2 separate regions of the Mus musculus genome follow, and region 1 is linked to region 2. A link is a loop called in an ENCODE intact Hi-C map of the cell type or tissue named here. Cell type or tissue: left cerebral cortex. All regions are shown on one strand. Links, peaks and the distances in the headings refer to the core of each region. The heading gives the core; the rest is flanking DNA.

The links. A loop is a pair of places that touch in the nucleus more often than their neighbours do. Peaks named below come from ENCODE experiments on the same cell type or tissue, not always from the same donor. Only the 100,000 strongest peaks of a DNase experiment are listed, where the experiment ranks them.
Region 1: a loop joins it to region 2, with 2.4 times the contacts of the local background. A loop is called at or near these places in 2 of 42 quality-filtered maps.

The regions. Positions count from the first base shown.
Region 1 is chr6:112,915,209-112,931,665 of GRCm38, reverse strand. All of the region lies in intron 1 of Srgap3 (SLIT-ROBO Rho GTPase activating protein 3), which reads left to right. Among named protein-coding and RNA genes, the nearest start is that of Srgap3, 24 kb to the left of the region's middle. In left cerebral cortex, for the core only: a CTCF peak has its summit at 8,482 (motif pointing right); DNase peaks (open chromatin) are centred at 4,155, 5,443, 6,185 and 6,673; H3K4me3 peaks cover 311 bases; H3K27ac peaks cover 3,370 bases.
Region 2 is chr6:112,717,022-112,733,478 of GRCm38, reverse strand. Srgap3 (SLIT-ROBO Rho GTPase activating protein 3) reads left to right here. Exons shown (of 22, transcript NM_080448.4): 19 at 1,970-2,150; 20 at 3,681-3,830; 21 at 5,939-6,266; 22 at 10,278-15,508. The coding sequence ends at 10,691. It also overlaps the pseudogene LOC108169181. Among named protein-coding and RNA genes, the nearest start is that of Gm26799, 25 kb to the right of the region's middle. In left cerebral cortex, for the core only: no CTCF peak of the experiment used is centred there; DNase peaks (open chromatin) are centred at 7,784, 9,059, 12,876 and 13,284; H3K27ac peaks cover 3,121 bases.

The DNA.
Region 1 (16,457 bases), core at 3,091-11,090, 200 kb before region 2:
CAGCCCTGGGTGCTTTTTGAAAATAGGAATGTAATAATTAAATAGACTATTAAGTTATGAGGAAGGAAAAACACCTGTAGCATGTATATTACTAATAATTCTGTTAAAAATAAAAAGTATGTCTGTCTAGTTGGGTGTGTATGTAAAGGACCTGATGACTCTTCCTGATTGATAGGAGGCGTATCCTGGTGACTAGGCATGGGGGGAGCCGGACATGATATCAGTGACAGGACATAGTAGGAAAGGGGATTTGAAAAGAAACCTTCATAGTCTTCAATTTTGGTGGACTTCCAAAAGGGCATATCATTTTTTAAAACAGAAGCTTCACAGAATAAGGACTTTAATATCTATTTGTAACCTATTACTTATTTATTATGAACCACAGGGGATTAAACCTAGGAGTGAGTGCATGCTAAATGTGGGCTCTAACATCGAGTTCCTCTCCCAGGATCAAGACATTGAGTGAAAAAACTGCCCAAAAGAAAGCTCAGCCTTCATGTGAACTGTGAAGGGAAAGAAAGGACGGTCTGCCAGAGTTATTATCATCTTACTGAGTGCTTCGTTATATACTGTAAAAACGAAGGCAGAGATTAATCGTATTTCTCTGTTATTTCCCCACATAGTGAGAATATTCCCTCCCTTCCATACACTTTTTCAGAATTCTATAAGATAGATATAGGAATGGAAAGCCCACACCAGATCTTTTAACTCTGGTTTAAGACAGGGACTATGTAAGTGCTGTGAGCCAGAGCCAGGGACTAGCAGTCTATTCCTGGTCTGTCTTTCGGACGAGCCACATCTCCGTTCTCCATCGGGCACCTCTGGCTGTGAACAAAGGCCTGTCTGCCCTACATCGTAGTTGTTGTGAGGCTCAGATGATGTGGTTGTGAGAAGTGAACTCTACAGAAGAGTACACGATGCTCATTGTTTCTGGTTTTTTTTTTGTTTTTTTTTTTTTGTTTTTTTTTTTTTTGTTTTTTTTTTGGTCTGGTTCCTCCCCGGGACACGTTGCTGCTACACTGGCCTTGTTTATGTGTCTGTCTCCCCGTGAGCTCACTGAACACAGGAGCCTGGCTTTATTCATTCTTGAATCCTTGTATCTAGAGCTGCCACACAGGAGGCATTCAAAATAAGGTCTGGACTAGCTATCAAAGGCAAATAAAATAAAACTCTAAAGGAAGCACAAAGAATTCTGTGCAATCCTATGAAATGTTAAGATTGTTTTCTAGAAAACATAACCTTGTATTTCTTTAAAAGGATTTAAAAGATCAGTCTGAGTCCTCAGCAGAAATGACATTGCAGGGACCGAAGAAGGAACTTCAGGATGGAAAATGTAATTGGCCAGTTTTGTTAGGAGATAGTGACGCTCTCCCTCTCTAACCAATCATATGCCTGTGCAGTTTCCAGGAAGGAGAGAGCAGATGAGAAGAGCTCGTGAAAGGCAGATCCTGGTCCCTCCGGAGAAAGATCTCCCAAGAGACAGGAATGCCCCCCACCACACTTCCCAGTTTCAATCTTTGTCTGTCAGAGGGCTGGACAAAGCCTTCCCAGGGCTCCTCAGACAAAAGCCCTCCTCGGCCTTTCACTCCAGACTTTGGTGGTAAAAACATGTCTCCCACAAGTGGGCCAAATTCCATTTGCCTGACAAAGTTGGAAGCCTTGTCTGTGGCCTAGTGAGGGGCTCTATTGTCTTCAAGACCCTGATGATTGTTGTCCTGAAGGGCAATTGGGCCACTAGAGCAAATTCAGTGGAGTCCCTGGGGTAGGTCTGCTGTTAGGAAAGAGGCTCAAGCTCGGTTTGGAAACACTCATCTTCATTCTTGTGACACCACAAACCTGCAGTTTTTCTTATCTCTCCCTTACCAGTTGCTTAAGCCCCATTAGACAGGTTCACAATTGCTTAGACACATGCTGATTATTATCTTTTAGTTTTTTGAGACAGGGTTTCTCTGTGTAGCCTGGCTATCCTGGACCTCTCTCTGTAGATCAGGCTAGTCTTAAGCCCCAGGTATGCACCACCACTGTCTGGCAGTGCAGATTCTTGGATGCATTATACTTCACCTAAGTGAAGCCTCTAGTAGCCTGCCAAAGAGCTTTGTGTTGCTTGGGATTTTAATTGGATGCTTGGGTAAGGATGTGAGCATGCCTATCTAGTGTGAGTGGCAAGATGCCAACGAAGGCAGGCTTGGCACCGAGGCTCAGTGTCTTGATAAACTCATAATAAGTTAAACAATATGGTAAGTTAAACCAACCAACATTGCAGCCATGACCCGCCTACTTTAAATGTGTTCTGAACACCTACGGCGGCCTACAGTTGGTCAAAATTATCTAGCACAAAGCCTGTGTTGTAACAGAATGCTTAGTGCCTCATAGAATTTACTGAATGCTGGTATGTAGAAGTCTCTGCATTGCAGAATGTTGGTTTTCTCTAGTGATAACAGGGAGCCATGACTTTGCGCCACTGCCAAGCATTGAAAAACAGTATTGCCATACGACACATCACTAGCCTTGAGAAAGATCAAAATTCAAAATTACACGTAGGACTTCCTGCTGAGTTTCAGTTGTATTCATACCATGGTAACAAATCATCCCAGTCCGGGGCATGATTGCTGATAGTGACGTGAAGACAGTTGGCTGTGGGCCAGATCTGCTAGTTTCTAACTGTGTGACTTGGGGAGTCTTGCCACCCCTTGGATCCTCCATATCCTCATCTCTTAGATGAAGACAATAATCTGTCTAGATGAAATGATGTAATGCATAAAATCTCTAGCGCAGTGCTCTGCACACAGTAAGGACCTAAATGATGTGATCTGGTTTTTATTAATAATCACAAAAATGCAGGCTCTGCAGTCTAAGAGATCTGGACTCAAGTTCCAATTCTACCATTTATTAATTATGGGAAAGTTTGTCCTCTCTGTGTTCAGTTTCTTGCTTTGAAGAGGCACAGAGATGCAGATACACGGGGATATAGCTGTAGAACACCAGGCCAGAACAGACATATGGTAGATGCTCAATACACTGTATCGTCGTTCAGAAGACATTTACAGACGAGGGCGACCCATAGCTAACTCAGTGAATAGCTTTCTGTGACTTTCATTATGACCTTAATCTGGGGAGGAGCGACTAGATTTGGCCTTGAGGTCACTGGAGTTCAGCACCCTCTGCCCCCTCTGCTCCAACCTCACTGATCTTTTACTGCCCTGAACATTTCACAGCTTAGTCTAGAACCAGCTCAGGCTGAGCCCTCAGGAAGAAATAGACAGAGAACCAGTTGAGGTCTGGTCTGCATCTCTAGCCTGTAGGGCACCTGCCTTGAAGCCAGCAGATGGGTCATGTAGCCCTTAAAGATAAAACAGTGCCTCTTGGACGTCTCTGTCTCTCTTCATGGTCTTAAAATTGTGTATGATCCACTAGGATAATGGTTCTCAACCTGTAGGTCAAGGTTCCTTTGGGGGTCGAACAACCCATTCACAGGGGTCACCTGGGACCATCAGAAAACACAGGTATTTATGTTACTATTCATAACAGTAGCAAAATTACAGTTAGGAAGTAGCAACAAAATAATTTTATGGTTGTAGGTCAGCATAACATGGGGAGCCGTATTAAAGGGTCACAGCACCAGGGAGGTTGAGACCCACTGTGCTAGGAGAAAAAAAAAAAAAAGAACAGATACCATCTCCACCCCACTCCTGCCTCAGACTTACACCAAGCACTGGGCAAGAGATGGTCTGTGGGCCAATGACTTGTTTTGTTGAAGAACAGAGGTGTCAACTTCATATACATGTTGCACGTCCCTGACCCTTTCAGATTGGTGACCAGATACCACCAGTTCACAGGACGCTGTCATTGGCCAGGGGCCTTTCAGCCCCCTGTATTAGTTATGGTTTCATTGCTTTGACAGAAGCAGCTTAAGGAGGAGCTGACTTTGACTCATGGTTATGAGTTCATCATGGTGAGCCTGGGGCTGCCCATGGTCAAGACACCCATGGAGAGCTCAGTGCCAGGGATCAGGTCTAGCCCTCCATTTCACCAGCCCCAGCAATAGACAGGTGCTGACCACAGTTAGCGTGGGTCTTCCCTCCTCAGTTAAGTCCTTTGGAAATGCCCACATATACTCTTCAGTGTGTTTCCATGGTTACCCCCATTGAGTCTCGCTGCCAATCAAGATTAGCCATCTCAGTGCGCACAATCCCTTCTACCGCACCTGCTGCTTCATCCATTTGCTCAAGCTGCCTAGTTTCTCTAGGCTTCTGGATTTCTACTTCTGCATCTGCCTAAGTTGTTCTATTTTATTTTCTGTCTCAAACGGGGCTCTCCAGGTTGGCTTGCATGACAAGCATAGCATGCCAGTGTAGCACACACTTCAATGTCTTTTGTAAGGAAATGCCTCTAAGTTGCTGTCATCTTTGAAAATTTCACAATGGAAATGCCGTCATTATTGTCACATGTAAAGAACAAAGTGTTAGTCAACAACAGACCACATATGTAACCCTGTCCCATGCAACACCAACTGGAGGGTACACTCTGATGTTTGTACAGTGAGATTGTCCAGTGGGTGTTCATTTCTCCACATGTCTCCTCCTCACCAATAGCATACCATTGGATTTATCTTTGAGGATGAGTTTGAAGCTGGAGTCAAGGGCAGGATAGTGTTGGTCAAGGACTGTTAGCCAACGATTTATCATTGAGGAGGTTTGGGGATGTACCTGAAGCTGCTGGAGGTCACTGAGGACCTAAAGATATGGTGGATAGTGTCCTTAATCATAATATAGTTTTATTTGTGTGTGTGTGTGGGGGGGGGAGCTTGAGCTTGAGATAGATATCTTTAATCACTCTACCTAATTTTTTAGACATAGTCTCTCACTGAATCTAGAGCTCACCTTTTTGGTTAGATGCCTATCCAATAAGCCCTGGAGTGCCTCCTGTCTTTGCTTCCCCTCCGGGAAGATTACAGCTCTATGTTGCCATGCTTAGCTTACAGAGGTGCTGAGAAGTGAACTCATGCTTTCACGACAAGCACTATATTGACTGAGCTATCTTTCCAGCTCCTGTGATATGTTTTTGATAATTAAAATTCAACGTAAGGTGACAATTGCTTACCATTGAACTAGAAACAGAACAATTCTGCACAGCCTGGTCCAAGAACTCTGCAATGGACTCTCAAATCAGAGAGACCTTAGACTGAATCCCAGATTCGCCCATTAGTTCTTTCTTGACCTTAGTCAAGTCCATTTTCTCTCTCTCTGCCTTAGTGTCTTCCCCCATTCCATGGTTACCTCAGTGGACTTTTGTGAGGATTAGATAATACGGTCCAGGTTCAGTTCTTATCTAGTGTCTGCAGCACAGGTCATACTAGCTGAGAATACTCTGTTATTGTTCATACCCAGATTTTCAGGGCTTGATTGGATCCAAGAATGAAATTTAGAATAGTTACAGCAGCCGTGGCAGATTGCAGGCAAGTTAGACTCACCAGCATATTTTCTTTGGCTTCGTAGCACTTACAGAAACTGATTCACTTCCAACCTTTAAAAACCAAGAGGGTTTCTTTAAAAAGAGAGAGAGAGAGAAGAAAAAAGGAGCGTTCACATAAAAATCCAGACTTTTGGCATTTCACACAAAGTAAGAATATCATTCTTCGAGGGAAGAATAGTGGCCGTCCCCTTCCCAGGCACTGGGAAGTGTCCACTGACCTGTCTCACTCCTTGCTGTCTGCTTAGCTCTTTGGGATATCTGAGGTCTTTGATCTTGGAGGAATGGATCAACCTGGAGTCAACACTCCATAAATATGATCTCCTGCAGAGGGCTTGGGAGAAGTAGAGAGAAGGTTGTGTTTACTGGCAGGGGTCCACCGTACCATCTGTGTTATCAATTAGAAGTATCACAAATGCAGAGCCTCGTCCTCAAGAATCTGCAGGGTGGTGGCAGGGGCTTGGTCCTCTTAAAATGTGCTCCGCTTGTACCTGTGAGCAAGAGGGCCTCCTCATTGCAGCATGTAGGTGGGCTGAAATTTAATAAGGAAAACGTGGAAAAGTCTCTCCCTTGTGTCTGAAAAATCCCTCTGGTCCAGTGCAAGCCATAGAGCGTGGAGCGATGGGCTCAGCGACAGTCCTTGTGCAAAAGACTCAAGGTTCGACTTGACTGTGACTTTCAGTGTGAGTCACAAGGAGCAGCTGCCAGCAAACCCAATCTGATCTGGGGCTGTGTTTATAGAAGTCTAGTGTCTGCAAGATCTTTCTAACAGTTAGAGCTGTTTTGAAGAGACAGGCAGGCGGCCTCAGTAAGCCTTGATCTCTCCTGGGTAGGAGGTGTTTGAGGCTCAGTGAGATGCCCCTGCCCAAGATTGTCACCGTGGGGGACTGAGGCTTCAGAGGGGTATTTGTTCTAGGTGACATGGAAGGTTGCTGTTCAAACCTGAGCCGCTCAGCAGAGGCAAGCCTTTCCTCTAGCAAGCCTGCGAGTCTTGCTCTCAGTGGGAGAAGAAGCAGGATGAGTTGAAGAGGCTGACTAGAAGCAGCTGTGTGGCCAAAATGGGAACACAAACGACTGTTTCTCACCAAGTAATTTAGACAATGGCAGTCACTGTCCTCTCTCCACCCCTACCTGACTTCCGGATGCTTGTCAGTCTTCCCGGAGATGCAGAGGACAGGAGCTGTTTTATACATTACTGGTAATTTTTACAAACCGGACTCCTAGGCGAGCTTTGAGTCAGACAGCACGTGGGCCAAGTGCAGACTCAGATGTTTTATTTGGCCTAGGCTGTGTCTTTTAAAAATGCGAATTTGATGCCAACATGTAAAACTGAGAAGATTTCACATAAAATCTGGCCTTCCGGCACCTTTGTAAAGAGTCAGGGGTCTGGCAGCGCTGGCCTGGCACTGCTGCGTGGTAGCTTCAGCCAGGGTTGGGTGCCACATGACTTGAGCTCTCGCTTGGCTGTCGTTCTCTACCCACTTATGTGACCCGTTGTACCTGTTGGACTTTACATGGTAGCCACTGTACAGCATCAGGATCAGTTTGGGGAGTGTGGGACCCATTTAGGGAGCCATCCTTAACTGTAGTGGCTTGTCTGCTCAATGGTGTGGGGAGCAGGGAGTCCATTGAGGAGGGGTGCCCGTCTAGCTGCTCCTGAATCAACTCAGTGGCTTCTATACAACCAATTCCTAGTGATTTCATCTCAAGATAATAATCCCATGTATTCTTGGAGTGGCTCCAAAGCACTCAATATTTATTCCTAGATTGACCCAACTCTTCATCCTTAGGACTTGTGTGCGGTGGGGCTGGTCTGGAGATGTGCAGAACACTGGCATCCTCTTTGGCAACAAATCCCTCTATCCATTTGTACATAGATGGTGGTCTTCCATTTAGCAGGGCTGGCAGAGTGTCCTTGCTCTGAGAGTCTGTAGCTAGTAGGGGTTAGGGTACTAGGACTAGAGAGCCTTGATGTAGTTGCTCTCAAGCAGATACTGGGCTGACAGGGGTGGGGGTGTATGTGGAGCTTCTGCTTAAAGGCTCCAGATTTCACACAAAGTACTGTGATAATGAGATGTATATATTTGGCCTTTGTCTCTTTCCTGGCTTATAACTTCTAAAATCCTTGGAATTTTCAAAGGATTTTTTGTATGCTAATAAGTTATCTGATGTCTGGGTCTTTTGGTAGGTCTAGGCTGGCTGCTGGATCAGAAAGGAGTCTTGCATAGACATCTTATCCCAGGCCAGGTTAGAGGGTTAAGACTTTTAGTTCCATCCTTTTTAAACCTTCCAGAGAGAAAGAGGAGTGGGGTTGTTCACCAATGGCCAGTGATATAATCAGCAATGCCTACATCATGAGGTGTATAGGACACCTGTCCCCACGTCTGGTGTCTCAAGTGCGACATGAGAAGGAGAAGAACTGAGATAGGGTGTTTCTGCTCAAGTGCCGCCCCCTCTAAGAGCCATCCAGTCTGGCTTCGGAGCCTGTCTTAAAGCTGCCGGGATCTGGGAGTGGCTAAGGAAGAGTTGGCTTGAGTTGGGAAGATTTGGAATCTGGTGGCAGCAATCACAGGAACTTAATCCAGAGCAGAAGTCCAGTGGGGGCGAGGCCTACCTCAGTCTTGTTAGTCAGCTTTTCTGCTCCATGATGGAAAGGACTGGACTTCTGTCTGTGTCTATCTCTTTAATTTTTAGACCAAAATTGTTCAGCTTAGGATTTTGAAGTTCTTGGGGCACCTTCTAACACTGCCTGGTATAGTCAGTTCTTGCAGCGTTCTCAGGCTTGTCATTAAAGAAGTGGTCTGATTGTTTCAAATATAGACATAGGTCAACTTATCTGACTGTCCACAGGTTAGCTGTGTGGTAGCCATTTTGGATTGTCTGTGTGTGTGTGTGTGTGTGTGTGTGAATCATTATTTGAGTCTGATTTCTCATTTTGCTTTTCTTGACTTTTAAAAAGTTTATCTATTTATTTATTTTATGGGCAGTTTGCACACCACATGCATGCACCACCCGTAGAAGCCAGAAGAGGGCATTGGATCCTCTGGAACCAGAGCACCAGATGGTTGTGAGTCGCCATCTGGGCACTGGGAACTCAGTCCTGGTCCTCTACAAGGGCAGCCAGGGCTTCTAACCACTGAGCCATCCCTCCAGCCCCAGCCTAACCTTTGTGTTAGGAGTGGAGCATCAGAGGATCCTTCTTCCATGGGCATGAAGATTTTGTGAACTGCAGCAGTTGTCAGGAGTAACCAGGCACCCATAAGCACTTGGCATGTGGAAGATATTGGGGTCTTAGGGGAGGGATGGTACAAATGAGCAGGTACCACCATCCAGCCTGCTTGGATAGAACTTACTTAGTTGTCTGGGTTGCGGTGGAGTGGATTGTGATCTCCTCTGTGTCTACCTTCCTCCTGCTTCTCTCTGCCCCAGTTCCCACAGGTCTCCAGATTTATTAGAAGAATTAGCTGAGGGCAGTCTAGAGTGGATAAGCCCTTTCGCTTGTAAATTACATCCTAACACTAACATCCTGCTTCTTAGAGTTCTGACCTTTTCTCTCTGACCAGCTCAATCTTCCCTAGGCATGTCCATGGGTCTCAGTCAGAAAGTAGAGACATCTTGCGTCTAAGTGAATTTTCTATGAATCGGGTTGGGTGATACTTGGTGACAAGACCCCCATCTTTGCTGCAGATATTATGTGGAAGGGCTAAAGATATGGACTTGACCGTGAGAGTACCAAGAGGGGTCTGTTGTGGGGTGGTTGAGGAAGCTGTCAGAAGCACCTGGCCCCTTCGGAGCGGCATAGCTTATGAAATGATTTTGCACGAGGAAACTTCTGGAGCCCATTTCATTCCTGGGCAGCCTGAGGAGCTAGTCAAACCTGGGAAAGACGTCCCTGTCTGCCATCCAGGCGTTCCATAAAGGCACACTGATGGGATGTTCTTTCATGGAAAGGGATGAAATCACAGCACAGCCTGCCTGCAAGCTAACCCTCCACCATGCACTTTTCTATGAAGGCCAAGGGGCATGTCACAACTAGCAGGTCATTGGAGACAGGCAGATGACTCCTTGAAGCCTGTGTCTGTTCTCAGAGGCTGCTGGTAAACGGAGATAGTCTGTCTTTGAGGCAGGCAAGGCAGCTGCCACATGGCCTGTGGACCGCACAGCACATCCCTCTCTGTGTGCTTGACTTCCCAGCAGTATCTCAGGGCTACTTTGGTCTTGGGCTGACAGATGAGGACCTCCTTAGACTTTGGGTCACTGGCCCTTTAAGAGGTCACCGAGTCAAGGGCTCTCTGATCAGATGAGTGTAGGAAACACTCTAGTGAGTTTTCTCTTGAGAGATTCCTTTTATTTATCCCTTAATGGTGCTGGCAAGTCCTAGAGGATAGGAAGCTCAGGCCAGTGGAGTAGCTCGGGCCAGTGGAGTAGCTCGTGAGCAAAGCTGCTTGCTTATGTCTTGGCTTTGACCCCTAGGACCCACATGGAGGGAGAACAGAGTTGTCCTCAAGCCTGCCTGTCTGCACATACACACCACACCACACACACACACACACACACACACACACACACACACACACACACACACTCTATGCAAATGTATAATATATATGTAAAATATTAAAAAGAAATCTACTTAATTGATTGTTTTCTGAACTTGCTAACTTATATACTCATTTTTGTCCTTATTGTATGCCTGTTAGCATCCTCTAGACACACAGACTTCTGAAAAGTGCCAGATAGTAGATATTTGAGGTTGTGTGGACCATATAGTCCTGCGAAATCATCCATAGCCAGTAGAGAAAATGAGTGGGTGATGCTGTGTACGGTAAAACTTTATTTATAAAACAAGCTGGGGACCGAAGCTGACTTGTGAGCTGGGTTTGCCATCCCCACAGCCATTCTAGAACAAACATTCTGCAGAACACTACTGCGGCTCTAAATGGCAGAGGCCTAGACGGGGACTCCATGCTCTGCCCTCAGATCCGTTGGTCTGGGTGGCAGTGTCTTTACTGGATGAATGTGTCAGAGGTTGAGTGCCTCGTTCAGGGTACGTGACTGCCTAATGCTGTCACAGAGATGTCTTTGGGCTCATGACTATGAATCATATTTCTTTTTCATTATTTGTAGCTCCTTTGGAGCAGAAGATGGGGGTGGGGTGGGAGTTAGCTGCCCACAGTGCTTGCTGCACAACGTCCTGATATGTGCATAGGTGCATGAAGGTGTTGTATGGAAGCTGGCATCTGGGTGACTGGTATTTGTGTTATTAAGCGTGAAGGTGACTGATGGGGAAACTACCTAGTTAGAGGTCTTTATTTCGAAGTGCTTAGTGGAAGAGAGCAGCCGGAAGACTCCCTGGAGCTTTTGGAATCTCGGCCTGGGCCTGTGGCAATGAATCAGGAATATAGTCACCCAGTGTCCTGGAGTTCACAGAACACCTAGTGTGTGCCTTTGCTTTAGACAGAAGTTAGACTATCTGCAGCAGAATTAGCAGGAGCTGTTGGCAGTGCAAGGAGAATTTACTCCATGGCTGTGTGCTGCCCTGCGAAATGCAGGGAATAAAATGCAGATGGCCCCAGGACAGCCTAGCACCAGGAACTGGGGTCCTAGGGTTTCCTGTTTTGCTCCCAGTAACAGGACCATGCTTGTCCTCATTGTTTTCATCTCTCCTCACATCTGCTTCATTCTTCTTTCTTAGGAAAACATCTGGTTTTATATTTAAATCCCACAAATGGTAGACAGTGTTTGCCCACTGCCGCTAAGACCTCCGCTTCTACCTCTCTTTCCTGCCCCCTAACTTTCCCTCTCCTCTAGTGAAGGGAATCTCATTGGCTCAGCTTAGGTAAACCCTGATCCCATTGCTATACCACTGATCTGTATTAATGACAGAAGTACATCAGCCAGACTCCTACCCTGATGGCGGGCCAGGCAGTTTAGAGGAAGCCCCACAGAGTAGATGCAAAGTCAAGTGGAATTCTTCTATTGCTTCCATGTTTATAGACTAGTGGGAAATAAAGCAAACACTTAGGAGTAAGGACACTGGTGGGTGTTCTAGATTGCTTCATCAGACAGCAGAGATGATGGTAATGGAGGTGAGGAACTAATTTCTGAAGACATTGAGTGTACTCAAGAGGTTGTGTTGAGGAACATCATTTTAAAACACTTTTATGGTTTTTTTATTGGCTATTTCCTTTATTTACATTTCAAATGTTATCCCCTTTGCCGGTTTCCCCCCTCCCAGAAACACCCTATCCCATTCCCCCCATCCCCCATGCTTCTATGACGGTGTTCCCCCACTCACCCACCCACTCCCACCTCCCTGCCCTCGATTCCCCTACACTGGGACATCTATCGAGCCTTCATAGGACCAAGGACCTCTCCTCCCATTGATGCCTGAAACTTTCATGTTTTTAATTTCACCTTTGGGTTACCCATGATAATCATGCGGTGTGGTGTCTCAGAACATGCATGTAGTGTGTTGTAGTTCACTAGGATACCTGGCCACTCTAGGTGTACCTGTCATTTTAACTCGCATTCCTGTGTGATGAGAACATTCAACATGTGGTCAAGCAGAGGCTTTAGAACAACTGCTGATGTTTAGTCCTCCTGCTGTGTAGAAGAACACAAAGACCTGTCGCTTTTATCTAACTGTGACTTTACCAATCTCCTTTATCCTCTATTTAGTCTCCCTCTCCAGCCTCTGGTAACTATGTTTTCTTTCTCTGAGAATGATATTCTCAAATTCCACAAAAGAATGAGAACATGCCATATTCGTCTTTCTTTGCCTAGCGTATTTCACTCAACAAAATACCCACCAGATCTGTCCATTTTGTTGTAAACGACAGGCCTGCAGTATTTTTTTTTATTGTGATATGGTTTTCTAATGTGAATATGAACCACCCAATTTTCCTTATTTCCTTGTCTCTTGATGGGCAATTGGAGGATTTATCTTCACTGGTATGAATGGTTCTGGTATGTCTTTAGCACTAGGAGTTCACTTCTTTCTGATGTCGTTGCTAAACTTCTTTCCCTGGGAGAGACTTAAGCAGTGTCTACCCCTCTTCCTAAGGTGCAAGTAAACCAAAGCTCACCTGAAGGAATGAACGAATTCATTAGGCCTCATTACCGAGCAGTGAGTGATGAGTTAGAGTCAGGGACACAGGTGACCTTGAAGTAGCTACACTGGAAGATCTGCATCCCACAGGCATGATGGCTTCCTCAGGGCTGCATAGATGGAGCCCCATTACCTCGTCCTTCCATATCTATATCCTCTGGCTCCTGCCCAAAGACCATGTGCAATTAGGGCAGAATTGCACACAAGTCCTTGAGAGGTGTGTTTAAATACTTACCTGAGGGCTCCATGAGTCTCTATACCTCCTCCTTTTATGAGGGACAGTAAACAGCCAATAGGCCCAATATGGTGATCTTTTGACAGAAGGCCCAGCAGAGCTACCAAAAATGGTGGAAGTGTGGGTCTGAGGATAGTCCTGTACAACTGATGTGTGCCCAAGGAAGGCTTTCTGCAGCAAGTATCCATTTCCAAAGGCTCTGGGAAACAGAGTTTTGATGAGGGAGATTGGAAGGGTAAATCTCTAATTGTACCTATAAGCAGACTCTAGACAGAAGGTTTAAATTGGAAGGGCCATTGGCCAGAGCTAAGCATTGTTAACTAACTCTAGAAGGCAATGAGAAATGCACTCAGGAAAAGCAGGCACCATGGCAAGAGGCCCACTCTACAGTGATCATGTTAGCAGGGTCTTCTAGACAGAGTGACTGCTACATGCAAGACAAAGTCCAGTCTGGCAGCTGCATTGCCTGGCCATTGGGCTAGGGAATTTCAGGGACAAGACTCAGACACTGGGGACAAAAGGACATGCATTGCCATCAGAGTGGTGCTAGGTGGAGTTTGAAGGCATGGGACCACAGAGTAAGATAGAACACCTGGAAATGAGCAGTGGACTTGGGTGGGGGTAGGGGGCAGCAGCAGGTTGACAAGGAACTGTGACCACTGTCTTTCCCCTTTCTTCCAGCCAACTTCTCTTGAGAAAACCTTCCTGTTGTCTTCTCAGTGGCTTAGGACTCCAGCCCAGCTAAACGCTTAGCTGATCGTCTCAAGAGTCTGTGACGGATGTGGCTTGAGATTTGGTACCAATTTAGTGACCTTTGCCTTGGCACAGATGCCTGGAATGCCTTGACACACAAGGACAGTGCTTGGCATTTTAGGATACAAACACTAAGCCCAGTGTCAAGGGCAGCATCTGTGTCCGTGTGGAGTCAGCTCTTGTTTGGGGATGTAGTGATCAAGTTAGATGCCTGCTGTCCGCGGTGAGGGAGGCGAGCCTTGCCCACGATGCATTTAAATCAGCAGCTGTTGGGGGCATGGCCTCACAATCTGGGCAGCATCTTCAATGGTGAAAGAACAGTCAATATAGGCTCCATTGAGGATGGTTAGCTTCTGGGGGCTTGGGGGGGCATCTTTGAGGTCTGTAGCTTCTCATAGAGACAGGCAGAAAGGGTGAAGGTCCTGGAGCTGTGGGGTTAGTTCATCCCACCCCAACCCCATCTGTAAATGAAAACAACAATCCCTACTACAGTAACCCACTGGCTGGCCCCTGGAGTCAGGACATCTCCTGCCGAGGCCATGGAGGAGTGCTGCCTACCGTCCAGTAGGCACAGTACAGTACACTACACTACAGCAGGCTGGCTTGCTTCCCATGGCTTACTCAGCATGCCTTCTTATAGAACCCAGGATCACCAGCCCAGGGATGGCATCACCCACGACGGGCAGAGCCCTCTCTCACCAATCACTAACTAAGAAAATGGTCTTGTCTACAGCCAGATCTTATGGAGGCATTTTCTCATTTGAGGTTCCTTCCTCTCTGATGACCCTAGCTTGTGTCAAATTGACATAAAACCAGCCAGTATATGTTCCCATGAGCCCCTGGGAGCCATTTCACATTCAAATCATTAGTGTGGCCTCTTCCACCTAGTTCATTTCTAGGTTGGTTGTGACCAGTCTAACTCTCTGGACTGTAGGCTGTTACTGAGCAGTGTTTTCTAGGAATCGTCTCTTAGAGAAGGGAACCATTCTGGGCTCTTTGGTACACTGATAAACCTCTTACAGGACTGACATCCCTCATAACATCTGAAGTCCAAGCTATGCTCTGAGCTACTCTAAATCCCATGGAAACCAATGAAATCGGCAATGCAGTGGAACCCAGGCCCTAGGAACAAGCTGAGAAGCCACACTAGCTTGGCCTCCTGACCCAAAGGTGAGAGCCCCATAGTGTTCTCTCACAGATGTGAGGGTGTATCCTGCCACCACTGGGCCAACTCCCCTCTCTTCTTCTCCCAGGGGCATTGACACAGTGGCTGGCTTGATTCATGGGAAAGAACTTCAGGTGTGGGTGAGGAGCACTCGCTGCTTCCTCTGAGCCACCGTGGTCATTTCTTCTCCCTCCCAGTCTGGTCTCTGTGACCCTCTTGGCTATTTGGCTTCAAGTTGGGAAGTTGGTAGGAGGAGGGGGCATGGGTGGCTCTAGCACAGTGAAGTCTCTTTCTGTCATGATGAGGTTGCTAATTTAGAATTCTCCCTTTTGCATTCATGCATGTATAACTGTCCTTCCTTAAACATATGAGGTATTACCCCTCAGTGCTCTTCAAGGTTAGCTGCCCTTTGAAGATCTCCTATATCAGTCACCTTTCCATGTGACAAGACAGTCAATTTAAAGATAGAAAAAGTGAAGAAAGCTGCAAACCCAGGGTTGGCCTTGGGGTTAGGTCACGGGCATTTGGGCGGTTCTAAGTCACCCAGCAGATCTGTTGTGCTGCAGACCAGATCAGTGCACCCAGGCCTCTCAGAGAAGTTTCTTTGTGCAGTGGATAGTGGTTAATACAGAAACTCACAGATGGTCCAAGAAGAGAGAATTAAATGTCTGTGGGATGCTCAGCCACATATGTGACATCTGTGTCACACTCCCTTCCCAAGGCTCAGGGGCCATAAAGGAAGAGGGACTGGAAAGAGTGTAAAAGCCAGAGGGTCCGGGGTACAAGATCGAAACCAGCGGTTCTCAAGCTGTGGGGTTACATATGAGATATCCTGCATAGCAGACATTCACATTATAATTCATAACAGCAGCAAAATCACAGCTAAGAAGTCGCAATGGAAGTAATTTATGGTTGGGGGTCACCACACCATGAGGAACTGTATCGAAGTGTTGCAGTGTTAGGAAGGTTGAGAACCGCAGCTCTAAAGAGTTTCATCTGGACATGACAGGGTGTATGCACTCACAGCAGCTGTGGCTGCCTGTAAGGACCTGCACAGGTCGGGCTAGTCAACATTCTTGAATGGAGCGGGAAGGGGTTCACGAGCCCCACCTCGAACTGAGGAGCTATGGATAGTTGACAGTTTCTGGGGGGTGGAGAATTGGATTTTTTTTAAGGGTATGGATCTTGGCAGGCTGGCCCTGCTCCTGGGGCTGGTCCCCACCCCACACCCAGGAATATATCTATTTATACATATACATATATATACACACACAAACACATATTACACATATATACATATATGCATATACACACATATAATACATATACACATACATATATACATACATATATGCATATATACATACATATGAGTAGCACAAAAGTATGAACTTGACGGGTTATTGAATAGTAGTTAAAATAATGAAAAATAAAAAAATTATGGAAGGTGGGAGGGCGGGGCAGATGTGAGAGTTAGGGGGAGGTGTTGAGGGTGATGAAAATGATAAAAAGACACTGTATGAAAATTTCAAAGAATCAATAAATATGTAAAAAAGGAGAAAAGGATTATTTTGGTTCACAGACTTGGGTTGGTTTGCGTTCCTGGCCTTTTCGACCTGTGAGAAAGTAGCAGATCATGGCAGGGACATTTAATAGACCAAGCTGTTCCCCTCAAGGCAGGACTAAATGCCCCATGATCTCCTGGCTTCCTGGGCCTCTTAAAG
Region 2 (16,457 bases), core at 5,349-13,348:
TTTCTGTTGCTGCATGCGATAGGCTAGCTGGCCTGGGAGCTTCTAGAAGATTCTCTTGTTTTCCACCCCATCTCACCGTGGCAGGAGTGTGGGAACAGAGATGTGCACCACTGTGTGCAGCTTTTTCCCCCCCTATGTGGTCTAATGAATGAGGAGAGAACTGAGGTCATCTTACCAGCTTGATATTCTGGGGTTTTTTAAAAATATTTGTTTACTGGGGGGGGGAGTGCCTTTGTCGGGACTTGTACTTGTGAGGTTGGAGGAAAACGTGCAAGATTTGGTTTTTCCCTTTCACCACATAAGACTCGGCCATCAAACTCACATTTTGAGTTTGGCAACAAGCCGCCTTTCCTGTTGAGCCATCTCATTGGCCCCAGATATCCTAATTCTCAAGACCATTTTAGTAGTCTGCATTTTTTTAAAGAAATATGCTCATTTTATTCCACTTTCTAGTGTGTTGATAGACAGTTGTTGGTAATGTTTCTTTAGGATACCTCTTTTCCCTTCAGAGTAATAACATTAACATTCCTCTTTCATTTCTGATCTTACACGTGCCTAGTGTGATTTTTTTCATTCTTATTTTCTTAGTTTATTTAGCTAGAGATTTGTTAATTTCATTGATCATTTTCAAAACAGCAGCTTCGACTTCGCCTAGCTCCCTAGTCTCTGTCTCATTTAATTCTACTCTAGTTGGATTCCATCTTCTTCTGCCTGCTTCCGCTTAGTTTATACTTCTAATGTCTTTTTAAAAAAATTTTTTTTAGATGTTTAAATTTAATTTTAACATTTTGCCTGCATGTATGCCTATGTACCTTGTGCATGCAGTGCCCTTGGAGGCCAGAAGAGGGTGCTAGATCCTATGGAACTAGAGCTGACATGTAGGTGCTAGGAATCAAACCCAGGTCCTCTGGAGGAGCAGCCTGCTTTTAACCACCCAGACATCTCTTCCTGTTTTTTAAGGTGAAGGTGAAGGTTATTGATTTAGGATTTCTCTTAGCACAGCCATTTGCAGCTCTAAATTTCACCGAGGCAGGGCATTAGCTGCATCCATGAGCTTGAATGTACTCTGCCCTAATTTTCATTCACCATGTGGAAGTCTAAGAGCCATTGAAAGGCTGATTGTGAGGCTCAGTGACAGAGTTCCTTCCTAGTGTGTGGGAGGCTCTGGGTTCCATCCCCAGCATGACAAAGGAAAAAAAGAAAGAGAGAAGGAGAAGAGAGTCACAGAAAGTATTGTGGGTGAACAGAGATGGGACTCTAGTGCTGCGTGCAGGCAGGGTGGGGGTCTTATGTGTAAAGTGGACCAGAGAGAAAAGAGAGCCCATGGGAAAGTGAAGATAGAGTATATGCTGGCATGCAGAAGGAACAGAGATCTCCTCTCTCTCTCTCTCTCTCTCTCTCTCTCTCTCTCACACACACACACACACACACACACACATACACAGAGAGAGAGAGAGAGAGAGAGAGAGGATACAGGGTCTCAGACTAGCCTTAAATTCCTGTTATCCTACCTCCACCTCCCAAATGCTTGGATTATAGGTGTGCATTACCACACCTGGCCAAACTGGCTTCAGTAATTATGCAACAGAAAACAAGGATCTGGCCTGCCAGCTCCCTATGGACATTTTAGATTTGTTTGTTTATTTACTTTGTGTGTGTGTGTGTGTGTGAAATAAGTTATCATTATGTAACCCAGACTGGTCACAAACTCACAGTCTTCCTACCCTGGGCTCTAGAATGCTGAGGTTGCAGGTCTGTGCCACCGAGCCTAGTACTCAGTGGACATTCTGAGAAATTGCATGGCTTGCCTAAGATCAAGGAGTCTGAGCCTGGCGCGCAGGGGCCCTGAGCCCCAGCCCATGTGTTCATCAAGCCTGCCGCCCGTGATTCCTCACTGAAGCTAAGGCTGCATGAGTCACCGGCCACCCCTAAGACCTCACAGATGCTCTTTCTCTTGATTTTCTTCTAGAAGTGGAGCAGATTGAGGCCATCGCCAAGTTTGACTATGTGGGGCGGTCCCCTCGTGAACTATCCTTCAAAAAAGGGGCCTCACTACTCCTGTATCACCGTGCCTCAGAGGACTGGTGGGAGGGCCGCCACAACGGTGTAGATGGACTCATCCCTCATCAGTACATAGTTGTACAGGACATGTGAGTGGGAACTGGGGCCTTCTGTGAAGAATGAGGGAATAGATTAGTGATGTCTGGAATGGGCAGTGGAAGGGGAATATATGTACAGGACATGAGTGTGATAACTGGGGCCTTCTGTGAAGAATGAGGGAATAGATTAGTGATGTCTGGAATGGGCAGTGGAAGGGGAATAGATGTACAGGACATGTGAGTGATAACTGGGGCCTTCTGTGAAGAATGAGGGAATAGATTAGTGATGTCTGGAATGGGCAGTGGAAGGGGAATAGATGTACAGGACACGTGAGTGAGAACTGGGGCCTTCTGTGAAGAATGAGGGAATAGATTAGTGATGTCTGGAATGAGCAGTAGAAGGGGAATACTGGGAATTTGTTCTTCCGGATTCAATATGTTTGATAATCTCTAAGAATTTTTTCTAACTTCCTTTAAGTGGAAATCCACAGAAGAAATATGCATGTTTCTCATCCTTCCAATGATACAGAGATAGTGTTAGGTCTGGGGTCACCATCCAAATCCATGAGCCACATCTAGGTTATCACTCACCATGGTCATTAGCATCCCACAGTCTTCTCGTATCCCTCCTGAGCTTTTTCTGTAGCCGGTGATCAGCTCGCCAACCCTAAAGGCGCTTAGTCCTTTACTCCAGATGTGACCTTCAAAGGGGGTGGAGAAAAAGAAATGTTCCTGGTCTCCTTTAAACAGATGTCATTTGTAATGATTTAAGGAGTTAAAAAAAGCCACACATCCTAAGAATCCAGCACTGCCCAGAAAGTTCAAGAAATCAACACTTTGTTTGGGGTTCTCTCATTCCTTTCCAGCGTGGACAGGCTTAGCAGAGCTGGCCTGTCCTGGTAGTAGCTATGGAGCTAAGCTCCACAGGAAGGGAATCCTAAGCCTATATTGTGATGCAGGAGAGAAGGTTCTCAGCTTGTGCAAAGGCCAAGTGAATGAGAAAGGGGATGCTGTAATAGCAGGCCGACTGGCAGCCCTGGAGTCCACAGACCTCTGACAGCAAGGGCAAGTCACTGGAAGGAGAAGGCTATAGAGGGAAACTGGCAGGGCACCCCTAAAAGCATGGGCCACCTCACAAGAATCCTGTACCGCAGATAGGGAGATAAGGGACTGAAGTGGCCCTTCCTTGCTTGCTTGGCTCTGAACCACCTTGTATGGAGCCATAGGAAACTCAGCATACAGCACCCTATGCTGGGAGACTCAGCACTCAGTATCCCACACCCAGCTTGCAGACTCCAACCCCCATTTCTTCAACCTGTCTCCATCATTGAAAGGGTCTAAAAGAACAAGCTAGTAAAAGATAAAGAAACAGAGATATAGGGGTAGACTACAAGGGAGCCACCTGCTAGCAAGCCTGGCTATGCGAGCATTGTGGTGGGTGTGTGTGGAGGGAAGGTGTTCACCCTGGGCTGCTGGAATAGCCATAGGTGTGTGCAGACAGCTGTGAAGGAGTTCTGGGCATCCCGGTCCTTCCTCAAGAGCATGAGAACCACCTCCAACTCTTGTCTCTCTCCTCCCCAGGGACGATGCCTTCTCCGATAGCCTGAGCCAAAAGGCTGACAGCGAGGCCAGCAGTGGGCCACTGCTGGATGACAAGGCCTCTTCCAAGAATGACCTCCAGTCCCCCACAGAGCACATCTCTGATTACGGCTTTGGGGGGGTGATGGGCCGGTAGGAAACATGGGTTCATTTTTGTTTGTTTGTTTCACTAGTACCCATTTGCTTGTTTGTGTCTGAATTGGGAGAAGCAAGAGGGCAGGAAGGGGAGGAGAAGGCTGTTACAGCACCTTGATCCTACAAGCCACGACCCTGGGAACAGCTGGGTGGGCTGGCTGGAAGGACCCAAAGATTCTCGGGTGTGAGCCACCCAGCTTTGAGGGGGAGGGGAGGGGCATTGAAGAAGGTGGAGGAAGACATATGCTGGGCTCATAGAACTTTTTTATTTTAAATAATAATCATAGGCCAGCCTGACCACATAGTCAGACTGTCTTGAAAATTTAATATGATAGTAGTGAGAGAGAGACACAGAGAGACAGAGACACAGAGAGAGAGACAGAGCAATAAGACTGTCTTGAGTACTAAGAGAGGCAGACGCGCGCGCGCGCGCGCACGCGCGCACACACACACACACACACAGAGAGAGAGAGAGAGAGAGAGAGAGAGAGAGAGAGAGAGAGAGAGAGAAGTTGGCGAGTGCTTTTCTTCCTTTCTCCAGCAGCTCCCGGATCCTTCCAGCTTTCTGCTGGAGGTGATTTGTCATACAACATTTTTAAAGATCTAAAGCTCCCACAGTCCCCCATCCCTGAAACACACCACTTAAACAGAGAGCTCACACCTCCTTTTGTGCCAGTGAAAGTTGATACCCGACTCCGCCCACCTGTTTAGTGGGAGCAGATTTGCCAGTTTCTTCACAGAGGCTGGGCTGCATCACATGACCCTTCTGCCAGCAAGGCGCTGTGCAAGTCCTCCTGGGAACAGGAACAAGAGAGAAAGCTAACAGCCTGTCACTCTGCCTCACCCCCAACCCCGGGTTCTCTTGGAATGTCAAGTCTGTGTGCCCCACCCCCACCCCTGCTGCAGAAGGGTCATGTAATCAACCCAGTCTTTCCAGAGATTGGAAGCCACCTGTGTCAGCATACAATGGGAGCATACTCAAGAATTTATTTTAGTTGAGGTCCTGATGGCTCTTTTTAGAGCTAAGTCTATTCAGTTTGGCTTTGGACACTGCAGGATGATAGAGTCCACAGAGAAGTCAAAGACTGGGGTCCACCGATGAGAATGGCATGGTCCCCTGCTCCTAGGAGGGCCATATCATCTCCTGTCTCTCTCCCCTCTTGCCTCGCTCATCTTTCTTCTTTTCTTTCTCAAAAGCCTCTTCCTCCCCAACACCTATGCTTTGGTCCTATTGGGCCACCTCCAGGCTTGCTTAGCTTTGCTGGGGTCAGAGGGTTTGAATTGCCACCAGTCTCATGGAACTTGGTCCATTCCCAGCATCCCATTCTTCCCTCCCCTCATGAAGACCTCTGTATCTTAGGGGACTTCCATAGGACAGAGCCATCTTTAAGTTATTTTTAAACCCACTCAGATGTGGGCAGGTGAGAGATGATAGTTCATTGATGTAGCTGATTCACCGGATGGACTTGGGAGAATACAGGAAAGCTGTGGCAGACATGGGTCAAAGGCTTGTGCCCTCCCTTCATAAGCAGCTCATACCCTTTTATACCAGTAGAGCACTGGAGGTGGACAAGGTACCCATAGACCAGAAGCATAGTTTAAAATGATGTATTCACTCTTCAACGACTTGGTTTCCATTGGTGGGTGACAACAGTGAACAGGTGTTTTGTTCCTAGAGGTCCCCTCCTGTGCTTACTGTGGCCTTTTGGTACAGTCAAGCCTCAGTGTTTCAAACCAGCTAGAATCTGAAAGGCTTCAAACTATATATGACCAGAGCTGGCCACAGCATTTCCAGTTTGGAATCTTCCTGCCCCGATCTGACCTTAGAATCTACTGACCTTAGGGTCTGCAGTATTGCCATGGCCAGCCTGGCTCCCACTCTCCACATTCCTCCCTGGGTCAGGTTACTCCTCCCCTTTAGGGGAGGTGTCACAGGTCTGAGCCCGCCTTTTATTGCTAAAGTGTTCATTCTGGCTGAATGAGGCTTCACTGTGCTAGCTCCTCTAGATTCCTGTGTAGCTGTAGCATGGGGGTTGGCTGGTACATTCTGAGACTGGCGAGGGTTGACTTCTGCCCCATACTTCCTGCCCCTGGCTCCTTTGCAGAGTGCGACTACGGTCCGACGGAGCAGCCATCCCCAGGCGCCGAAGTGGGGGCGACACACACAGCCCACCCCGGGGCTTGGGTCCCAGCATAGACACGCCACCCCGAGCTGCTGCCTGCCCCAGCAGCCCCCACAAAATCCCCCTCAGCCGGGGACGGATCGAGAGCCCTGAGAAGAGAAGGATGGCGACTTTCGGGAGCGCTGGCAGTATCAACTACCCTGACAAGAAGGCGCTGACAGAAGGGCTCTCCATGAGGTCGACTTGCGGTTCCACGCGACACAGCAGCCTAGGGGACCACAAGTCCCTGGAGGCTGAGGCCCTGGCAGAAGTAAGGGCCCCACAGAAGACACTTAGGCCAGTGAGACACCCAGTGGGACAGAGGGTGGGAAGTGCAGAGTGGGGACCACAGTGGCCTTGGTGGGACTTGAGACTGAGTCAGACAAGACAATGAGTTGGCTTCCTTTCCATGCCACTAGCTATGGCCCTTGGAAAGACTGGAAGACACCCCCCCCCCCAGTGTTCAGGCTGGAGAGAGGGTAGCTGGGTTATGGGACTGGGACAATGGCAGCCCTCTCCCTGAGATGCTATGATTAAGTCCGTGTATCCATGCATGTATCTATCCATGTATCCATGCATGCATCCGTCCTTTGTTCATGACTCTATTGATTTAGTGATGAATCTTGACTGGGCATCTGTTGGGTGACATCCATCACCTTCGATGAAGTACAGTGGAGACCTGATGCACTTTGGCCCTGCCCATGTGAGCTTAGAGTTAAAGAGAACTGCCGACACGAAATGGCTGCTAGGCTAGGCATCTTTAATAAGTGGGGGGAGGGGTTACATCATATTTTGAGAGTCTACAGTTTAGAAGTAATGCACTGGGAGGAGATGAGGAGATGGGCAGGACTGAATAGTAGAAGCAGAATGGAAGACTAGCTCAGGCTCTTCTAGAGTACTTCCTGTTCGTTTTTGTTTGTTTTTTGTGTTTGTTTTTGTTTTTTGTTTGATTCCCCCCCACACACTGGCCAGATGAACAGCACAATGCATTGTTTACCAGTTCACGTCACTGGTCATGTCTAGTTTGGATATTGCATTCCCAGAAGTCTCCATTGTTATTGCCCTAGCTGTAATTTGGGGCAGCGGTCCATTACACACCTCTCTTGATGCTATCTCTCACTTAAGAGATAACGGGGCCCAAGAGACCCTGCAGGTTGAGGGGAAATCTCTTGTGCTAATGGCCTTTGAGTACCATTCAGAAGGGGTTGAGGTTAGCCTGTGAGCTTCTGAGCACGTCCTTACAAGAGTCCAGGGAAGATCCTCAGAGAATCCCCTGACTGGAAGCAATGCACCACCAGCTAGAACTCCACACGTGGCCTCTACCTCATGTACTGATGCCTACTTCCAGAGAGTACTTGGGGTCAGTACCTTGGCATGGGCCATGCAAAGGAGACAGCCAAGTTGACCTTCTATCCTTGAAGGCTAATCTCTTGAGAACCATCCCCCTAGCACCTAGAATCTTCTAAAGACTCTGCCAGTCACAATGGGGCAGAGGCTTCATAAAGCTGGCTTGAGGCGCTCTACATGGCCATTCAAATGCAGTCTGGGGCACTGTGTCTAACACATCGCAGACTGCTATGAGATACCTGTGGGGTATTCTGCAGTTAGCATCATTTATGCTGTGGTACTCTAAGTAGAAATGTGTATTGACAAGACATTTTAGAGCTTTGCAATAGTTTGTTGAGCACTGTGGATCTCCAGCAAGAACAGAGTGTATTCCATTGCCAGACTTCTTTAGTTTTATTTGGGGAGCACTTCGTCAGCCTAGTCTAAGAAATACACTCAGCAATCCTATGCACATTGTCAGAGTGCACACCCACTCTAACTGGATAGTGCTTTTCACCGGTGGAAGTGAAACTGAAGCTCATGGGAAACGGTGGAAACAGTCAAGAAGACGCTGGCCAGCTACCTACTTGTTCAACTTCATCTCTGAGTCAAAGGGGAGGTGGTATGGAGAACCTCAAATAGTAGATGGATTCACCCTAGATTCTCTGGTCTCCAAATGCCCTGAACAATGTAGAATTAAAGTTCTGGTAACGAGGCTGCTATGGAAATGTGCAGCACTGTCATCTGAAGTGGGGAGGAAGTGACAAATGAGAACCTTCCCCACGGTGTCCCTCAGTCCCCAGTGCCTCTCTGCAGCTTCACCTGGCAGACTTATGCATTCCTCATCAGACTAATGCAAGGCTGCAGCCTAAACCCTTCAGCCCACCTTTCGCTGAGCTTTCTGTCTTTCCCATTTACACTCTACCGGGGATGGGGAGATGAGAAAATTTCATCTTAGTTATTGACACTTTTATCTTTCAGCTCCCGTTACATTAGAGCAAACAAAAGGGATTGTGGGGACAATAGGAGACTAAGTCCCAGAACAGTGCTAGAGGCTGGGGTGACCCTGCACAATACATAGGGAGAAGAGTCCTGCCTGCGGAGTCACTTACAACTGAGCCTCTGAATAAAGAAACTCCCAAAGATTCCTTCTTAAAATTGCCAGCACAGCATGCAAAGAGTTAATCATAAAGGGGAGGCATAAAACTGGTTTTAGTCACTAGCAGGATATAGAGAGCAAATGGGATAGACTTGCACAGGGAGGTGAGCAAGAGGCTGGTTGGGGAAACTTTGGAGTCTGGCAGGAAGGAGGATGCCTGCAGATCCATGGAGAGCATGAAGAACGCTGGTAGGTAGAGGCCTCTTCAGTATCTCCAGGCTCCAGCCCCATCTGTCTCCCCAGAGCCATGCATTTCTTCCAGGGCTGGCCTCGGACTGCTTAAGAACAAGTATCCCTTAGCAGTCAGCATGGCTCAGATTGCACATGGCACCTGCAAGTGGAGGTTTTAAGACAGGTCCCTTGTGCCCTCTTGTGGGTTCTGGGTCAGATCAGCTTGGATACGGCAGCAGCCCCATTAAAAGCCCCATGAACAAGGACGTGAACTCTGAGGAGTTGGATGACCACTGTCTGGCAATTGGCAGAGCTTCCTCCTGTCCATCCTCTCACTGCATCTTCCCAGTGAGTGTGGGCTTCCAACAGATGGGTGGGCTGCAGTCCCGAGTGGCTGGTGTCTGCCCAGTTTGCTCAGCTTCTAGTCAGTGCTGCCTTCAGCCCTAGCCCTGCCCTGGATTGGTAGACAAGGAGCTCACTGAGGTGTGCCACAGCTCTGACTCCTGAGGTACTCTCTTTTTAATGAGGCTGCAGAGACAATGACGTGCCATCTACATTTTCCCCACACGAGCCTTTTAGATCATAATACTGGGAGGAAAGCGGTCTTCCTGTCACTCTAGGATGCACGGTATATGTTCTGTAGAGAGTCATTTCCCTTTGGGCAATGATTTTTTATTTTAAAACTGGTATACAGTTATATAATTCGGTAGGGTGGAGTATGAATTCTCTCGATACCCATATGTGTTAAAATGTAAGACTTTGTTTTTTTTTTTTCCATTTTATTTCATGTGTGGGTGTTTTGCCTGCATGGATGTCTGTAGACCACATTTGCACAGTGCCCACAGAGGCAGGTGAGGTACAGCAGGTTGTAAGCCACTGTGTGGGTGCTGGGAATTGAACCTGGGATCTTTGGGAAAGTAGCCTGTTTCCTTAACCACTAAGCCATCTTTCTACCTCTAAGATGAAGGACTTTTTTTTTAGCAAAACAAAAGAACAATAACACAATGGCTGGGGCAGAGACCCTGGAGCCAGACTGCCTGGGTTCTGACTTGCATTGTCTTGTTATTTAGCTGTGTGACCCTGGGCAAGGGACTTGACTAGACTGAGCTTCAGTTTCCTTATGTGTGTAATAGTTGTCTCTACCTTATCGATAAATTATTCAAAGCTTTGGATAAGTGTTCAGCATTAGGTATCATTGCAGCGGGGACTGTTATTACTGTTTCTGAGTGCTTGCTATGTGCCAGGTGCCATGCAAGGTCCCGATCATTTTATATATCCATCAACCCTCAGAGGGAGGGATTGTAATTGTCTGCAGTTTGCCAGTGAGAATTCTCAGGCTCAGAGTGGTCAATGCAGCTCCATAATAAGGCGGTAGTAGAGTCCGTTTTTTGACTGAATGTTGTCTGCCTGCCATAACTTGATCTGCCTTTATGAAGGTGACTTCCTATTCAGGGCAGGCACAGGGAATGAATGCTCGCGCTGGTTCCCTGAGTTGGTTGCAAGACGCCCTTGGGGTCTGATCTCCCTCTGGGCCATAGGGCTTCCAGAAAACATCCTCTGGAAAGTCTTGAACTGGCTAGCAGTTCTGAAGACACTGTGTTGACCAGAGCCCTCTCTGCCCTCTAGGACATCGAGAAGACCATGAGCACCGCTCTGCATGAGTTGCGGGAACTTGAGAGACAGAACACTGTCAAGCAGGCACCAGATGTGGTGCTGGACACCCTGGAGCCCCTGAAGAATCCACCAGGCCCCATCAGCTCAGAGCCCGCCAGCCCCCTGCACACCATTGTCATCCGAGACCCTGATGCTGCTATGCGCCGAAGCAGCAGCTCATCGACGGAGATGATGACCACCTTCAAGCCAGCCCTGTCAGCTCGCCTGGCTGGTGCCCAGCTGCGTCCGCCCCCCATGCGTCCGGTCAGACCTGTGGTTCAGCACCGATCCAGCAGCAGCAGCAGCTCAGGTGTGGGCAGCCCGGCAGTGACACCCACGGAGAAGATGTTCCCTAATAGCTCCTCGGACAAGTCTGGCACCATGTGACCTGCAGGACTGGTGACACTGCCATGGCCCACTGCAGCACACCAAGGCCTAGGGTGGCCTTAGTGGCTTCCACTAGCTTCCCAGGGATCTCCTGGCCTTGGAGGGCAGATCCTGGAAGGTCAGCCTGGGAGGGTGTATGTCTGTGGAGAGCAGAGGCCCAGGCGTTAGCTGCAACTCCCGCTCAGCCATGTGAATGCCACAGACCTCTTGTAGGCAAACAGACATGCCAAGGAATGCTGGAGCAAGATCAGTCCCAAGGACAGTGTTTCCTAAGATTGAGGCAGATGCTTACCAGCTTCTCATATTGTCACTGGAAAATTATTCTCTCGATATTCTCTACATACGTATATATGTGTATGTATATAAATACATGCATATATACGCATATGTGTACGTATGTGTCTGTAGGTGTGTGTATATATATATATTTATGCATCTATATACATATACTAGAGAGCTGGACATACACACATGCTAACTGTATATAGACGCTCCTTTTTTTTTTCTTTTTATGAAACTTAGATTTACCTCAGACCCATGCCACCAAACATCTCCCACTCTTACTTGGTGGGATTTGCAGGGACTTCTCTGGGAGAACTTAGAGGCCCCACAGTAACTGCGAACGAAGCAATATACCACTAACCTGCAGAGACACAAAACCAGAAACAGTCTCCAGCTGTCTCCAGAAGTCGTGGCCTTCCAGAACAGTCTGTCTGCCCCTCAAGGAAGGGTGGGGCAGGCAGTACCCCCAAGCAGGCTGCCCCTAAAGGTGGGGAACCCTTCATAGAAAACCCTTCACCCACCCCCCTAGAGACCCTGCCCTGTCACCCGGAGGCCAAAGGTCAACTGTACCCCCAGAAGGCACAGGGGAAGTTGGTGTGAAGACCCTTGAGTTTGTATACTGACTCAGGATGGTGAGATGCTGTGGTTGGGGGTGTGGGGGAGAACAGGAGGAAACAAACAAAACCCAAAACAGTAGTATGGAGTAGTTCAAACCTTACACGTGCTGTAGGGACAAATCTGTGCTGACTGTACAAGTTTTACTTCTCTCATCTTCAAAATATTTAATGGTTTTTTTTTTCCTCCTCGTTCTACTGATTATGCTTTGTCAGATTTGGAACTAAATGGGCAAGGAGGCATTCAGTCACATCATGTCTGTTTGAGAGCAGTCCACACTCTGTTCCCCGCTGGAGCCTCCAGTGCCCAGCCATCCCTTGGCCTCCATCCTAGGAGGACTGTGCTAGGAAGCACCGTAGGCTGGGATGCTATGAAAACGGCAGTGCTCCTCACCCTCCCTTCCCCTCCTCTTCTTCCATTCCTTCTAAAGCAGTTAATGTAGACAAACATGGTGGTAGAAACAAGGTACGTGATTCTGTAGTGTCACAGCAGCCTCCTGCATGGCTCTTGTTTGATTCCGTTTTACCTGCTTTTTTTGTTGTCTCCATTTTCCAGATATTTCCAGAATTGTTGGATAATGCACCACAGGCGAATCAAATCCTAGTGGGACCATTTCTACTCTCCCTCTGCATGCCAAACCAACCAAGGATATCTCCTTCTCCTCTTCCTCCTCCTCCTCCTCCTCCTCCTCCTCCTCCTCCTCCTCTTCTCTCTCTCTCTCTCTCTCTCTCTCTCTCTCTCTCACACACACACACACACACACACACACACACACACACACACACACACTGGCTGGTTCTCTGCCTACCTCCAAGTTTTACAATCCACAATCTGGAATCTGTGTCACAGCCCCCACAGGAGCCCTGTGACCCATAGCTACACCACTCCTGTCACCTACAGATGCTTTGAAGTGCCATCCTTGGCATTTCTTCCCTTTGGGTTTACTTCCACCATTTCTTGGGTCCTCCATTGAAAGGAATCTTGACCGCTTCCCCAGGGAGGGACCTAGTGAGTCATTGGTCCTTGAGTGTGGGGAGAATCACCCATTCTGCCTTGCCTGTACGATCAGCACTGAGTACACTGTGGAATCAAGAATGGGCTCCAAATGAGAATGCCAGGAAGATGCCCGAACCATCAAGCCTCCCCTTCCCTCTCAACTCCTGCTGTGATGGGCCCTCTGTTTTTTGAGCACATAAAGATATCTCCATTTTATAGTTGAAGACAGTAAGGCCTGGGGGTGGGAGGACTGGGACCTGCACAAGATATGCCAGATGGCCTAGTGGGCTGCATTGGGCTCAGGAAGCCCTCATTTCCAGGAATCTGCTATCTCTGCTATGCATCCGGGAGATAAGACTTCTTTTTTGTATCCCAGGGCTATTTCCAGATTTTTAAGTCCACTCACCTCCCAGGCAAAAATGCAATATTCTCTGCCTGGATACCAGATAGAAGCAAAATTGAGTTTACAAATCTATTACCGGACACACCTATTGCCAGTTACGCTGTGCAGATTTGTCTCTGGGTTGACTTATTTCATTTTCCTTACTGCCTCTCCCCCAAATGTCCCAAGAGCAGAGCCTCAGCTGTTTTCCTTAAGCATCTATCTTTCCCCCATTGGCAAGTGGCTGATGAATTCACATTTAGGGAAGCACACACACAGATGGCAGATGAGTCCCCAGCTCTTCCAACCCCCAATCTGAGCTTTGATGCAGAACAAATGGAAAAGCACTGTCCACCCCCATCCCCAACACACTTCTTCATCTGGTCCCCTTGCATGTCTCAGCCACCCCCAGGTCCCAACTCAGCCCCAACTCAGTCCCATCGGTGTCTATCTAGTGTGAGCATCTCCCTTCTGACTCCTGCCTGTTTTTAGTCCACTATATATTGCTGTATTTGTTAAATGCTGGAAAGTAACTGTTAAAATGTGAAACTGTAATTTTTTAAAATGAAGGCTACAATTACATTATAGCCATTGCCACTCACCAAATCTTTGCACCTAGTAGATAGATCGATGTAAAAACAAATACCAGAAACCTAATTGTACAGTGATTGGGGTGGGGGGTGTAGTAACATAGTTAGTAGTCCTCAATATAGCCAAGCGTACAAGGGGAAGTGGTGTCTACCAATGTTCATCACCATTATTGAGAGCTGTACTGATCAGTTAGTTTATAACGGGCATTTAAAAAATTTTATTTTGGCTTCATGGAATGATTTCTTAACCTCCAACTTACCCCGAGGTCAAGCCTTTTGTCTTTATGTATAACTAGTGTTCAGTCTGTTTTAGGAATGAACCAGCAAGATGTTCATTTAATTAAAACTGACCAAAGACAATTAATTCCTGGTCTAGTTTCCTGGGCACCGTGTGGCCCAGTTGCCACTAAAGACCTTTCTCCGATCAATTTGAGAACAAGCCGAGCTTCCAACCCGACTCACCCTCCCTGCCCTCCTTCTCTTTGTCCTCGTCGAGCTGCTCTGAGCTGTGGGATCCTGTGAACAACTGTCGTCTTTCCTTCTCTTCAGTGCTAACTTCTCACCTTGAAGCGCCTTTTGAGCCCCCCCGGACAGAGCACACAACTGGAGGGAATTGTGGGCGTGGGAATTAAGACGAGGGAGTCTTTTCTCTGAAGTCACTAAACCAGGGATCAGGAGGGAAACGGATTCCTAAGGAACGGAAAGGTTTATATCCAATGAAGAAATCAAATCGGAGCGGAAAGAGACACAGGGAAATGGAGCCATCCGTTGGCTACTGGCTGGAACCAGCAGTTCAGAGATCTGCCTTATAAACACTTTAGACTGGTGTGTGGTACGCAAGGGGAGCTGGTGGGAGAGAAGCCTGTCCAGATGTTCCCTTCCTTGGCATCTCCTAGAGTGCCTTGTTGGGTGCATCCCTTTCTTATTCAGGAGGCATGGATGCAGAGGACATATCGTGACTTGGTACTTGGTCATCATTGAGTGGCCAGCGCACATACATTTGGAACGAGTGCTGGAAAACTCTCCAAGGACTAACACAACAGCCCTCCCTCTCAGCCTTTCTGTTTCTAACTTCTCCTCTTCCAGATGGTTCCACACTAGAGCAAATGCCTCATTCTTCCGAAAAACCCAGAAAGGGGTGGAGTGGGGTGTCATTTCTAGCTGCGGTAGTGGGTCCTGTCGTACTGGGAGGAAAAGGTGTGACAGGGGAGGAAAAGGCAGAAAGGGGTGAACCAAGGCATTGCTTAGCTGATTTTCTGCTGTGCAGAGCTAAGGCTGACAGTTCGTGTTCACTTCCCTGTGGTTCTCTGGGGTCTCTTCTCCACTGAGATGAATTCCAAGTGGAGAATTCCACATACTCCAAGCTACCCATGGGAACTGCCAGAAGGGACTTCACTGTCAGTCCGAGACCTCCTGACCTCTTAAAGTTGATCTGCCAGCATACTGTTGTCCCATCCTTTGGGACTGGCCAAATGGCTATTGCAGTCCTTTGCTGACAACTCCTTTCTGTGCAAACTGTCCCAGGCAAATCACAAAGCTGTTCCTTGAAGTGGAACCACCAGATTGCACTTTCCTTCCCTGATGGATGTGGGTCGAGGCTAGCTCTGCTGCCCAGGCCCTCGTTCCAGGCAGTGTGACTGTTTACATGGTTTGGCAATAGGTTTGCTTCTGATTGCTTCAGAGTGGCTGGTCTGTTTTGTTTGCTTTGCTTTCTTTCTTCCCCCAAATTATGACAGGAAAAACAAACTGAAACCACCCTAGGAAATTGCTGGTTGCCTGTCCCCATGTGATGCTAACTGTTGCCCTCTTCTGGGTATCATTTCTCTACCTTATGACCAAAATGCCCGTCCTATAGAGTGTCTGATTGGATCCTCTGTTGCGTATTCTGATGGTGCCTGCTGGTTTGATGTGGAGCTATCCTGTGAAATAAAACAGCTTAACTTTTTCTCAAACATAGTCTGTGGTTGTTTACAAGCATAAGGACACACCCAGGGGAGTGGCCTTCTCCTCCTTCAGTCCACTCTGTCTGTACACCTCTTCCATCAGACTCCCTGAAAACACTCTAGTGTTGCAGGATATCCGATCCCTTTGTGAACACTGAGGTTGTGTTCTTTACTGAAGAGTGAAGAACTCTGTTTCCAGTTGTGGTGCAGCTCAGCACTTACCACCCACCTTTAATCCCTCTGGCTGGAATACAGACACACAGACAGGACCTTAGTACACACCTTTAATCCCAAACAATGAAAGTTTGTAGGAGGAGGCACTTGTTTGAAAGTGATGTCTAATTGAGTGACGAAGTGATGACTTAGAGAAAGTTTTGACACCTTTGTATATGCCCAACTCTCAGGAGAAGTGAGGAAACAGGCACCAGTCAAAGGAGCAGTGGTTTGCACAACAAAGGTTAGCCGCAGAAGTGGAGGATTGAGGATTTGAACCACCTGTTTGCCAAGTCGTGCATTTTTCATGTGCCTCACGCCTACTTTCACTGTATCCTCATGGCCCCAAGGCTGGGTCAGGTGTCCTTATCTACAAAGTGTCTTTCAGCCACCTGCTGCAGACTTCAGGGCCTGAAGTGCCCTCTGGTGGTTCTTCATGTAAGTCTCTGTGCGTGGGTCTTTGACTACCACAACCCACTGTGTGGTGATTTCTGCTAAGCCGGGCTCTTTGGCTATGGAACCTTCTAGAAGTTTACATTTTAATACACATTCTGCAATCCATTTACCTGTCATAGCAACCATGCTCATCTTGGAACCCCAAATTAGAAGCCTGTCATCCAACAAGTATCTTTTTATGTGCCTGGCCCCAAGTTAGCTGCTGGGGACACAGGTGGATGAGACCCAGTTTCTATCCTCCAGCTCTGAAGCCACTCACAGCCTGATTGTATAAAACGATCACCAACCA